Regions from separate parts of the Homo sapiens genome. Here region 2 is linked to region 1. A link is a contact called in ENCODE Hi-C or POLR2A ChIA-PET data. All regions are on one chromosome and are shown on one strand. Each heading gives the region's core, a stretch centred on a gene start or an enhancer-like site at or near the end of the contact. The rest is flanking DNA. Distances are from core to core; before and after follow the strand shown. Region 1 holds the start of PCED1B-AS1 (PCED1B antisense RNA 1). Region 2 holds the start of RAPGEF3 (Rap guanine nucleotide exchange factor 3).

Region 1 (4,931 bases), core at 797-3,296:
TACTCTTGTTGGTTAGTTATTTTGTGCTGTAAGGGAGGGAAAATGGCTTCCTCCCTACTTCTAGGTTCTTTGGCTGGGATACAAATTAAATTGACATAAAACAGATTAACAGGAGAAAAAAACATTTTTGGCCAGGCTCGGTGGCTCATGCCTGTGATCCCAGCACTTTGGGAAGCTGAGGTGGGAGGATCACTTGAGCCCACGAGTTCAAGACCAGCCTGGGCAACATATTGAGACCAAATCTCAATTCAAAAAAAAAGAAAAGAAAAGGAAAAAACATTTTTAATTATATGCACACACACTGGAATCCCCCAGGTAATAAAAGTTGTCTGAGAGCAGGACTCTTCCTGATACAGATACTTTGACTAATGTAGATTTCTTTTATAAATATAAATTTATTTTACAAAAGGACAGCTTTTCAGAGATACTCTTGTGTCTGCAGTTGCTCAGAATAATCAGCTCGAAATATGCCAAATAACTATATTTTGGGGTGGCATATTTTTTATTTTTGAGATGGAGTCTCGCTGTTGCCCAGGCTGAGGTGCAGTGGCGCAATCTCGGCTTGCTGCAACCTACGCCTCCTGGGTTGAAGCGATTCTCCTGCCTCAGCCTCCCAAGGACCTGGGATTACGGGAACCTGGGGGTGGTATATTCTGATCTTCTGTAGTCATGCACTGGGACCTTCTGTAGTCATGCATTTTCTCTCTCTCTTTTTTTTCTGATTCATTATTTCCTTTTCTTTTTCATCTTGGTATTTGTAGGGAAAGTGATATTCCTCTCCCCGAAATCATATTATTCCAGACAAAAGAAAACAAATGCCTACACTTATCTAATCAATCAGAAGACCATCTCCCCCACCCTTTTTTTTTTTTTAAAGATGGAGTCTTGCTCTTGTCACCCTGACTGGAGTGCAATGGGACGATTTTGGCTCACTGCAACCTCCGCCTCCTGGGTTCAAGCGATTCTCCTGCCTCAGCCCCCCGAGTAGCTGGGATTACAGGGGCCCACCACCACGCCCAGCTAATTTTTGTATTTTCAGTAGAGACGGAGTTGCACCATGTTGGCCAGGCTGGTCTCGAACTCCTGACCTCAGGTGATCCACCCGCCTCGGCCTCCCAAAGTGCTGGGATTACAGGCATGAGCCACAGCGCCAGACGAACCATCTCCCTTTTAAGCACGCTGTCCCCTTGAGTTACCTGCTGGTTTCAAGTGGAACACTAAGGGAGGAAGCAGAAAGTTCTTATCTTGCTCTGCCACATACTGGATCTAGCTGAGGCTGGGGCTCAGGCCTGTGGTTTCCTGTAGTGTGGACTGAGCCATTTTTCCATCAAGACGTCAGTGGAGAGATGAAGTGAAAGGATTTAAAAGCGGTTTGTGGCCTGCCATGGTGGCTCACCCCTATAATCCCAGCACTTTGGGAGGCCAAGGCGGGTGGATCACCTGAGGTAAGGAGTTCGAGACCAGACTGGCCAACATGGTGAAACACCATCTCTACTAAAAATACAAAATCAGCCGGGTGTGGTGGTGGGTGCATGTAGTCACAGCTACTCGGAGCCTGAAGCAGGAGAATCGCTTGAACCTGGGAGGCAGAGGTTGCAATGAGCCGAGACCATGCCACTGCACTCCAGCCTGGGCAACAAGACCAAAACTCCGTCTCAAAAAAAATAAATAAATAAAAATAAAAGCGGTTTGTAAACTGTAACACCTTGCACAGAAACACAAGATTACTACTATTAAATATTATTTAGAAAAGTAGAGTTCTTCTTACCATTTCCCTGTTTCTTTCTTCTCACTTCCTCCTTTCCCCTTCTGACCATCTTTTCAGCCGTGAACATACCACACCAGCAAGAACAATAAGAGCCAAGGGTCTGAATTGTTTAATCAAAGGAAGAGTCAAAATAAGCTACACCCAGATTACTGAGAAAGGTGAAATGAAAACAAGCTCAAAACCAAATTCCAGGAAGATGCTGTCTTTGTATTGACTTACCATTTCATGTTTTCACACATGTCAAAGTCTTGAAGCTTCGGTCATTAGTCTTCCGCTTCCTAAAGCAAGAAACTAAATGCTGACTTGTGTCGTTTGCCCCAGATGCCACCGGAAATGTCATCTTCTCCCCAGACGCTGGCTTGCAAGCACAGCAGCACCCAGAGGCTAACCTATTTCCCCTATAGCCCAAGCTCTGAGATCTCCCGTCTGGTCACAATGATCTACAGGAGAGGAAGAAAGCTATCTAGGGACGAGATCTAGAATCAACTGAGAGAGATGCTTAAAAATCACCAGTTACTTTAATGAGTAAGTACTTTTCAGTTTTTCCATTTTATCTGAAACTTTAAGTTGGCATTTCTGACCAGCCTTTCTTGAGACCATCATTTTTTGGGCACTTACTGTAGACAGGAATCAGCACCCTAGCCTCCTTCAGCCCACCCCATGTAACACTAAAGAGACAACTGGTGCTTGGCAATAACAAAAATATTAGTGATTGATAAACTTGTAAATTTATTAAAATGGACAGTGAAAGAAAACAGCCAATTTAGTTGTGAACTGGAGAAGGGACGTGAGGCATCTGTTGTCTGCAATCTTGTATGTTGTGGTTGACCACAAAGGCTTGGCATCAGGTTTTACTTCCAGCACTACTTCTTATAAAATGGATGACCTTGGGCAGATTACTCAATCTTTTAGCCTTAATTTTTAAAAGTATAAAATGGAGAAAATTAGAATATGTAGTCCAGGTGCGGTGGCCCACACCCGTAATCCAAGCACTTTGGAAGGCTGAGGCAGGTGGATTATTTGAGTCTAAGTTCAAGACCAGCCTGGACAACATGATGAAACCCTGTCTCTAAAAAAAACTATAAAAATTAGCCAGGCATGGTGGCACAGGCCTGTAGTCCCAGCTACTAGGGAGGCTGAAGTGGGAGGATTGATTGAGCCTGCAGAGTTGCTGCAGTGAGCCATGATTTCGCCACTGAATTCCAACTTGGGCAACAGAGTGAGACAAGAAAGAAACAGAGAGAGAGAGAGAGACAGAGAAAGAAGAAAAAAAAAGAAAGAAAGAAAGAAAGAAAAAGAAAGAAAGAGAAAGAAAGAAAGAAAGAAAGAAAGAAAGAAAGAAAGAAAGAAAGAAGAAAGAGAAAGAGAGAAAAGAAAAGGAAAGAAAGAAAGAAAATAATTTCTTAGGTTGTTTTTGTTTTTGTTTTTTTGTGATGGAGTCTCACTCTGCTGCTCAGGCTGGAGTGCAGTGGTGCTATCTCTGCTCACCGCAACCTCCGCCTCCCAAGTTCAAGCAATTCTTGTGCCTCAGCCTCCCAAGTAGCTGGGATTACAGGCACGCGACACCACTCCCAGCTAATTTTTATATTTTTACTAGAGACAGGGTTTCACCATGTTGGCCAGGCTGATCTTGAACTCCAGACCTCAGGTGATCCGACCGTCTTGGCCTCCCAAAGTGTTGGGATTACAGGCATGAGCTACCGCGCCCTTCTTAGAGTTCTTAAGAAGAATAAAGAGATAAACTGGTAAAACATGTAAATACTTTTTGGAGGGTATGCTAAATAATGCCACTAAATAATTAATGTTGCTAAATAATAAGTTAAATGCTTCATTTAACTGGAAATCTCCCTTAACCACTAAGCCCACTTTCCAGATATGCTAAGGTGGCTCAGAATAACAATAGCAGCGAACATCTGTAGAGTTTACACAGCATTTCATTTGATTTCCACAATTAACTCTAAGGTAGGCAGTGCAGAGCTGTTGACTTATTTTTGGAGCTGGAGGAGAAGAGAGAAGCGAGAGCTCGGCTGGACACGGCAGCAGGGAGAAAAACCCCTAGGTCCGTTGTTGGCACTGAAGTGGGGAAAACCATGGCCTGGGGAAAGGCCTAATGTGAGAAGTTAGTCGGTGTGCATAGGCAGTATGACATTCATTTCACCAGCACAAGATTCTTGTTCCTCAGCTTCCTTAGTCCCTGGACCTTGCTTGTCCTTTCTTCCGCTCCAAGCCGTAGAGCTTGAAACTGGCAAGTCCTCAGTTGCACTGCCAACAGGCAAAGCAGTGGGAACTCAAGTTTCCAGAATCCTCTACAACATAGTGTGAGTAAAAGCCAAGGCAGAGACAGTGTCTTGCTCTGTCATCCAGGCTGGAGCGCAGTGGTGCCATCACGACTCACTGCAGCCACAAACTCCTGGGTGCAAGGTATCCTTCCACCTCAGCCTCCTCCTGAGTAGCTGGGACTACAGACATGCGCCACCACATCCTGATCATTTTTAATTTTTTTTCTTTTTTTTTTTTTTTTTTAGAGACAGAGGTGTAGCTTTATTGCCCAGGGTGGGCTTGAACTCCTGGTCTCAAGCAATCGTCCCTCCTTGGCCTCCCAAAGTGTTGGGATTTCAGGTGTGAGCCACTCTACCTGGCTGAGACTTGCTCTCATTTTTAAATTCAAAAAATGTTTTCCATAGATCGGCCGCCTGTGGAAAAAGGTGACTCAGGCCTGTAATCCCAGCACTTTGGGAGGCCTAGGTGGGTGGATCACCTGAGGTCAGGAGTTCGAGACCAGCCTGGCCAACACGGTGAAACTCCGCCTCTACTAAAAATAGAACAATTATCTGGGCATGGTGGCAAATGCCTGTGATCCCAGCTATTCCGGAGACTGAGGCAGGAGAATCACTTTAGCCCATGAGACAGGGGATGTAGCGAGCCAAGATTGCACCACTGCACTCCAGCCTGGGCAACAGAGTGAGACTCTATCTCAAAAAACAAAAATAAAAAAGTTTCTTTTTCCATAGAAACACTATTACACATAGAATTTAAATACTACAAAAATGGTAACAATAATGATAGCAACAATAATAAAATAATGTCCATTTTTAAAACTCTTTTGGGTAATCCCTTCAGAGGAGCATAGGTGCTATTTCCCCCATTTAAGAAGTAAAAAACT
Region 2 (4,931 bases), core at 1,379-3,878, 540 kb after region 1:
CCTCCAGTGACCTATTGTCCTGGCACCTGACCTTCTCCCTACCCCCTACCTTGCTTCCACAAGCTGGGAAGGGGACAGGAAATGCACAAATAATTATAGCCCAAGAGGGAAGGAGGGAGGGAGGGTTCCAGCCCACTGGCTCCAGGCAATAGCTACAGCCAGTGACCCGGAGAGCGGAGAGCCGGAGAGCCAGAGGGGTAGCGGAGGAGGACCCAGGCTCATGATAAGGAAGACCCTAGTAGAGAACAGCTCTACCAGGACTGACATGTGGACTCTCCTCTCAATTCTGATTGCAAAGAGGAGCCCCTCATCTTGGTAGGTCTCAGTTTTTTCAACTCAGCCTCACTGTAAATGGCAGTTGGGCAAGGTAGGGGGAAGGAGGGAGAGGGTGGTGGTTATTCCACTCAAAAGGACTTGCCAATAAGAAGTGAACTCTCGGCTAGGCGCAATGGCTCATGCTTGTAATCCCAGTGCTTTGGGAGGGCGAGGTGGGCAGATCACGAGGTCAAGCGATCAAGACCATCCTGGCCAATATGGTGAAACCCCATCTCTACTAAAAATACAAAAATTAGCTGGGCGTGGTGGCGCACACCTGTAGCCCCAGCTACTCAGGAAGCTGAGGCAGGAGAATCACTTGAACCTGGGAGGCAGAGGCTGTAGTGAGCCAAGATTGCTTCACTGCACTCCAGCCTGGTGACAGAGGAAGACTCTGGTTAAAAAAAAAAAAAAGAAAGAAAAGAAAAAAGAAATGAACTCTCCCGGCCAAGCGCAGTGGGTCACGCCTGTAATACCAGCACTTTGGGAGGCCAAGGCAGGTGGATTGCTTGGGCCTAGGAGTTCAAGACCTACCTAGGCAACATAGCGAAACCTGGGTGGACACACGCAGTGGAGACATAACTGAATCTCAAGCTAAGCTACTCTATTTAGTCTGGATGGTTGGGGATAGCTTCTCTGCTGATTTGGATAGTACAGCCATTATCTTGCCTCCCAAATCCCACCATTCTTTCCCCTCCCTGCTCTCTCCTTCATTCTTTCAGGTCCAGAGATGTTTCTCACTAGCAAAGGGCACTTTGGTGATCTCAGATTCTCCAAATGTCTCAGAATCCTTCCCTGAGCCCCCCAAAGGCAGGTACCAAGCAGTGTCCACATGATCACCTCACCCTAAGACCAAAACGCAGAATTAGCACAGTTCAGTAACTCACTAAAGGAGAATGTTGCCACGGTGATGCACCCAGAACTGTAACCAAGCTTACCTCACTCCAACCCATTGACCCGGCCCCCATACCTCCCACCTCCACCTGGAAAGAACACACAAGTACCTAACTCAATGCCGGCTCACTGAGGTGACAGATAAACAACAAATCCCTTTCCCCTTCCCCCCATGCCCAAACAGAGACATTTGGGCAGAACACACACACAGACACACACACGTTGCAGCTGTGTGAGCCACCCACGCACACTGCAGACAAGCTTCCTGACCCAGTGTCCACGGCAGCTGTACCACTGTACACCCCCAGAGCAAGCTGGGCCACCAGCAGCATGCCAAGCCATGATCTAGGCCCCCCTCTAGCTCTGGTACTGGCCCTGGCACCTGGGCAGGTGAAAGGTACTCACCCAGCGCAGCCCCTGGATGCAGCTCGGACGCTGGTGCTCCAGCAGCAGCTGGTAGGAGCAGCTTCGGGGCCGGTGCATCCTTCTCAACACCATGTTGAGTAGTGTCCCCTCCGGCACCACGTCAGGGAGGGCTCCCACCCGCGGTGCTCCCAGAGCTGGGCTATCCTCCACAGCCAGGCCCACCTGCCAGCAGCTCTCACCTGGCCAGCCCACCTGTGACACGGGGAGGAAAGTGGACAGCCATGGGACACGACTGGGGCGGCTGGGCCACAGTACAACTGCCCCAGGCAGAACTACTTCCTTAGAGTCCTCTGGACTGGTCAGGCGGAGGTGCTGCAACCCTGCCAGGAGCTGGGGGGAGGAACAGGAAGACCTTCACTGGGGCCTGCCGGTCTGGCGCACTTAGGGGTCTCCAGCTGGCTCTTGGAAAAGATCAGGCCCTTCTTAGTCCTCTTTGGAATTCTGTCCCATCTCACTGCCCATGCCCCTGCAGGGATCTCCACTACCTCCCAGTATGAAGCTATAGATTCACTAGGTCTCCCAGAAATGCAGCTTCGGCTTAAACCCTTCTCCTCTCCTCCTCAGCCCTGACTAACCCTCCCTCTCCCACCCAAACTCCCCACCGTGTCAGCTTCCTCTCCCGCCCTCTCCTGCTCCTCCTCAACCCTGACCCCACCTTACCCACCTTCATGTTTCTTTTCAAGCTCGCACAGCCGTGCAGGCTCTAGCAAAAGGCTGGGGGGTCCCCAGCGACCCCCATCAGCTTTGATAAGGGGATCCGGAGGGTGCCAGTGGGTAAGTCCAGGTACAGTGAACTGGGCCAGTGCCTAGCTGGACTGGCTGCCAGGGCAGCAGGATGCAGGGCTCGGTGGAGAGGCTCCTCTTGGGTGAGTAGAGGGGTGGGGGCGTGGTGGGGGGACGCCACCCAGCCACCGGCGACAGGGAGCCCCGAGCCTGCGCCTTCGTCTCAGACGAAGGAGCCAGCTGGCACCGGGCGCTGAAGCAAGGCTGCGCTGGCACCGGTCCGGGCGGGAGCTGTCACACCCCCTGCGCTGCCCGCCCCCTTCCCCTCCCCAGGACTGGCGGAGGGGGCGGGGTGGAGGCGCCCTGCCTTACGGTAGAGGAATGCGTAGGGGAAGGGGGCCGGCACTGGCAGGCTTTGGAGTCCGCACCCGGGGGTACCAGAGTGGACATCCGCCTGAGCCCAGAGTATCCCCAGGGGGCAGGAGCGGCCCCGAAGTGTGTGGAGGAGGCCGCAACGGCCGGGGTGTCAGGGATCCGGCGGTGAGTGGCTGCACTGGCCGCCACGTGGCCGGGAGGAGAAATGCAAACAAGGAAACCGGGGAGAGCGGGGAGGGGGTGAGTCACTGCGGCCTCACCCGGGAGGGAAATCCGGGCTGGGGCCGCTTCCCGGCTGGGGGTGTCTGCCTCCTGTTTCGGTTCAGGGTCTCCAGCCGCCCGGGGGAGGGAATAGGCGGCTTTCCCGCGGGGAATCCCGCTGCCTTGCCTCCCACAGTTCCGTTCCCAGACCCACGCCCCACTGCCCCCTGCCCCAGCACACACACACCGGGAGCAGTTGAGGAAACTGAGGCTGGAGAGGAAGGACTGCTCTCCAGAACGGGTAGGGGCCCTAAGAGGAGATTGGGGTTGTGGCAGAGCTTCCAGGGGAGCAGAAGGTGTTCGAGTACCACGCCCCCTACCGCGCGCTCCCTGGTGGCCGGGTAGGTTGAGGCGGAGACCGGGCATTCCAGCGCCCTGCTAGGCAGGCTTGCTACCGAGGCTCCACGCCTCCCTGGGCCTCAGTTTCCACCACTGTGCAAATGGCCCAGCGCGGGCCTCTTCGCCCCACTCCTGAGAGGGTGGAGAGACAGTGGCCGGGGACAGCGACCCGTAATTCAGGACGATAATGAGGGTTTGGAAGGAGGTGAACGCCCCACCCCCAGCTTTTTAGGACTTTTTGCCCCTTCTCTTCCCTTTTCCCTTTGCTGTTGAGCCAGCCCAGACTGGGAAGAAGTATCTCTAAAAAGCCTATACCCCAATTTTGGGATGCCAAGCCCGCATCCTCCACCATGATTATTTTCTTGAAAGTGAGGAGAAGACTGGGAAGAGGTAGCTCTAAGAAGCCTATACTCCCAATTTTGGGATGCCAAGCCCCCATCCTCCACCAATTATTATTTTCTTGAAAGTGGGGAGAGAAATTTTAATTGTGATTAAAATCCCATTTTTAATGTATACATGTATAAAAAATGTTTCCCAGAAGCTTACTAAAATGCAGGCTCCGTCCCCAGCAATTCATATTCAATCCTATTGGCATGAAATGGAAAATCTGTATTTGGAACAAACACCCCAGGTCATCTGCTGTGTCCACACATTAAGAAACGCTGGTGGAGTTTTAAATGCCTCTCCGGGGAAGGAGGAAAGCCTGAGAATGAATCTGACCTCAGACCCAAATCCATTCAACGGAGTTCTGGTAATTTGGAAGAAGGAAGAGCAACCTGGAAACTGACAGGAAAGGATGACAAGTTGGGAGTCACAGGTATGCATGGGGAAGAGTTAGGGGGATGGAGTCATGAGTTTCGGGTTGCTGGGGCCAGTGCCCTGGCCTAGAAGTTCTTGCAGGAAGGCTTCCTGAGACTGGCAGTTGGGTCACAAAGGGGTCCCCTATTTCCTATTCTTGCTGCCCTTACTCTGGGCAGGTGGAAGATGCTGGGGAGTGAGGCAGGACACTTGTATACATTTCAGCAGAGCTACAAAATCTAATCATGTGCGGGCACTCTTTCAAGTGCTTTCCATGTGTTTAATCCCTGCCACGATCCTGTGAGGTATGTACTTCTGTTATCCTCACGTCACAGATGGGGAAACTGAGGCTCAGGGATATTAAGGAAATTGCCAAAGTCACACAGCTAGTAAATGGTGGAGCTGGGGCATGAATCCAGGTTGTCTGTCTCCACGTACTCACCATGGTATACTGCGTATACTCTGTATGTATTCTATTCTTCTAATGTAGACTAGACTGCCTAGGAGAGTCTACTCAAAAAAGGAAAATTGAGGCCGGGTGCGATGGCTCACGCCTGTAATCCCAACACCTTGGGAGGCTGAGGTGGGGGTGAATCATGAGGTCAGGAGTTCAAGACTAGCCTGACCAACATGGTGAAACCCTGTCTCTACTAAAAATACAAAAATTAGCCAGGCGTGGTGGCGTGCGCCTGGAATCCCAGCTACTCAGGAGGCTGAGGCAGGAGAATTCTTTCAACCCGGGAGGCGAAGGTTGCAGTGAGTCAAGATCATGCCACTGAACTCCAGCCTGGGCGACAGAG

The links. Hi-C counts contacts between places; a loop is a spot of excess contacts on that map. ChIA-PET counts read pairs that join two places held with the same protein, here RNA polymerase II (POLR2A). Pooled maps may share reads with other maps.
Region 2: a map with no recorded cell type shows a loop between it and region 1 (4-fold over the local background). The contact joins the promoter of RAPGEF3 here to the promoter of PCED1B-AS1 in region 1. A Hi-C loop is called at or near these places in 4 of 37 single-sample maps with no recorded cell type and 2 of 50 pooled maps. POLR2A ChIA-PET finds 5 or more read pairs at or near these places in 1 of 52 experiments (Caco-2).

What each region holds. Positions count from the first base shown.
Region 1 is chr12:47,214,397-47,219,327 of GRCh38, forward strand. It overlaps PCED1B-AS1 (PCED1B antisense RNA 1), which reads right to left and starts at 2,047. Exons shown (of 3, transcript NR_026544.1): 1 at 1,988-2,047; 2 at 1,769-1,868. It overlaps PCED1B (PC-esterase domain containing 1B), which reads left to right. Exons shown (of 4, transcript NM_138371.3): 3 at 1,826-2,293.
Region 2 is chr12:47,756,252-47,761,182 of GRCh38, forward strand. RAPGEF3 (Rap guanine nucleotide exchange factor 3) reads right to left here and starts at 2,629. Exons shown (of 28, transcript NM_001098531.4): 1 at 2,300-2,629; 2 at 1,615-1,827. The coding sequence starts at 2,305. It also overlaps a transcript of SLC48A1 not described here. RefSeq lists enhancers at 1,840-2,508, 2,509-3,177 and a silencer at 2,449-2,798.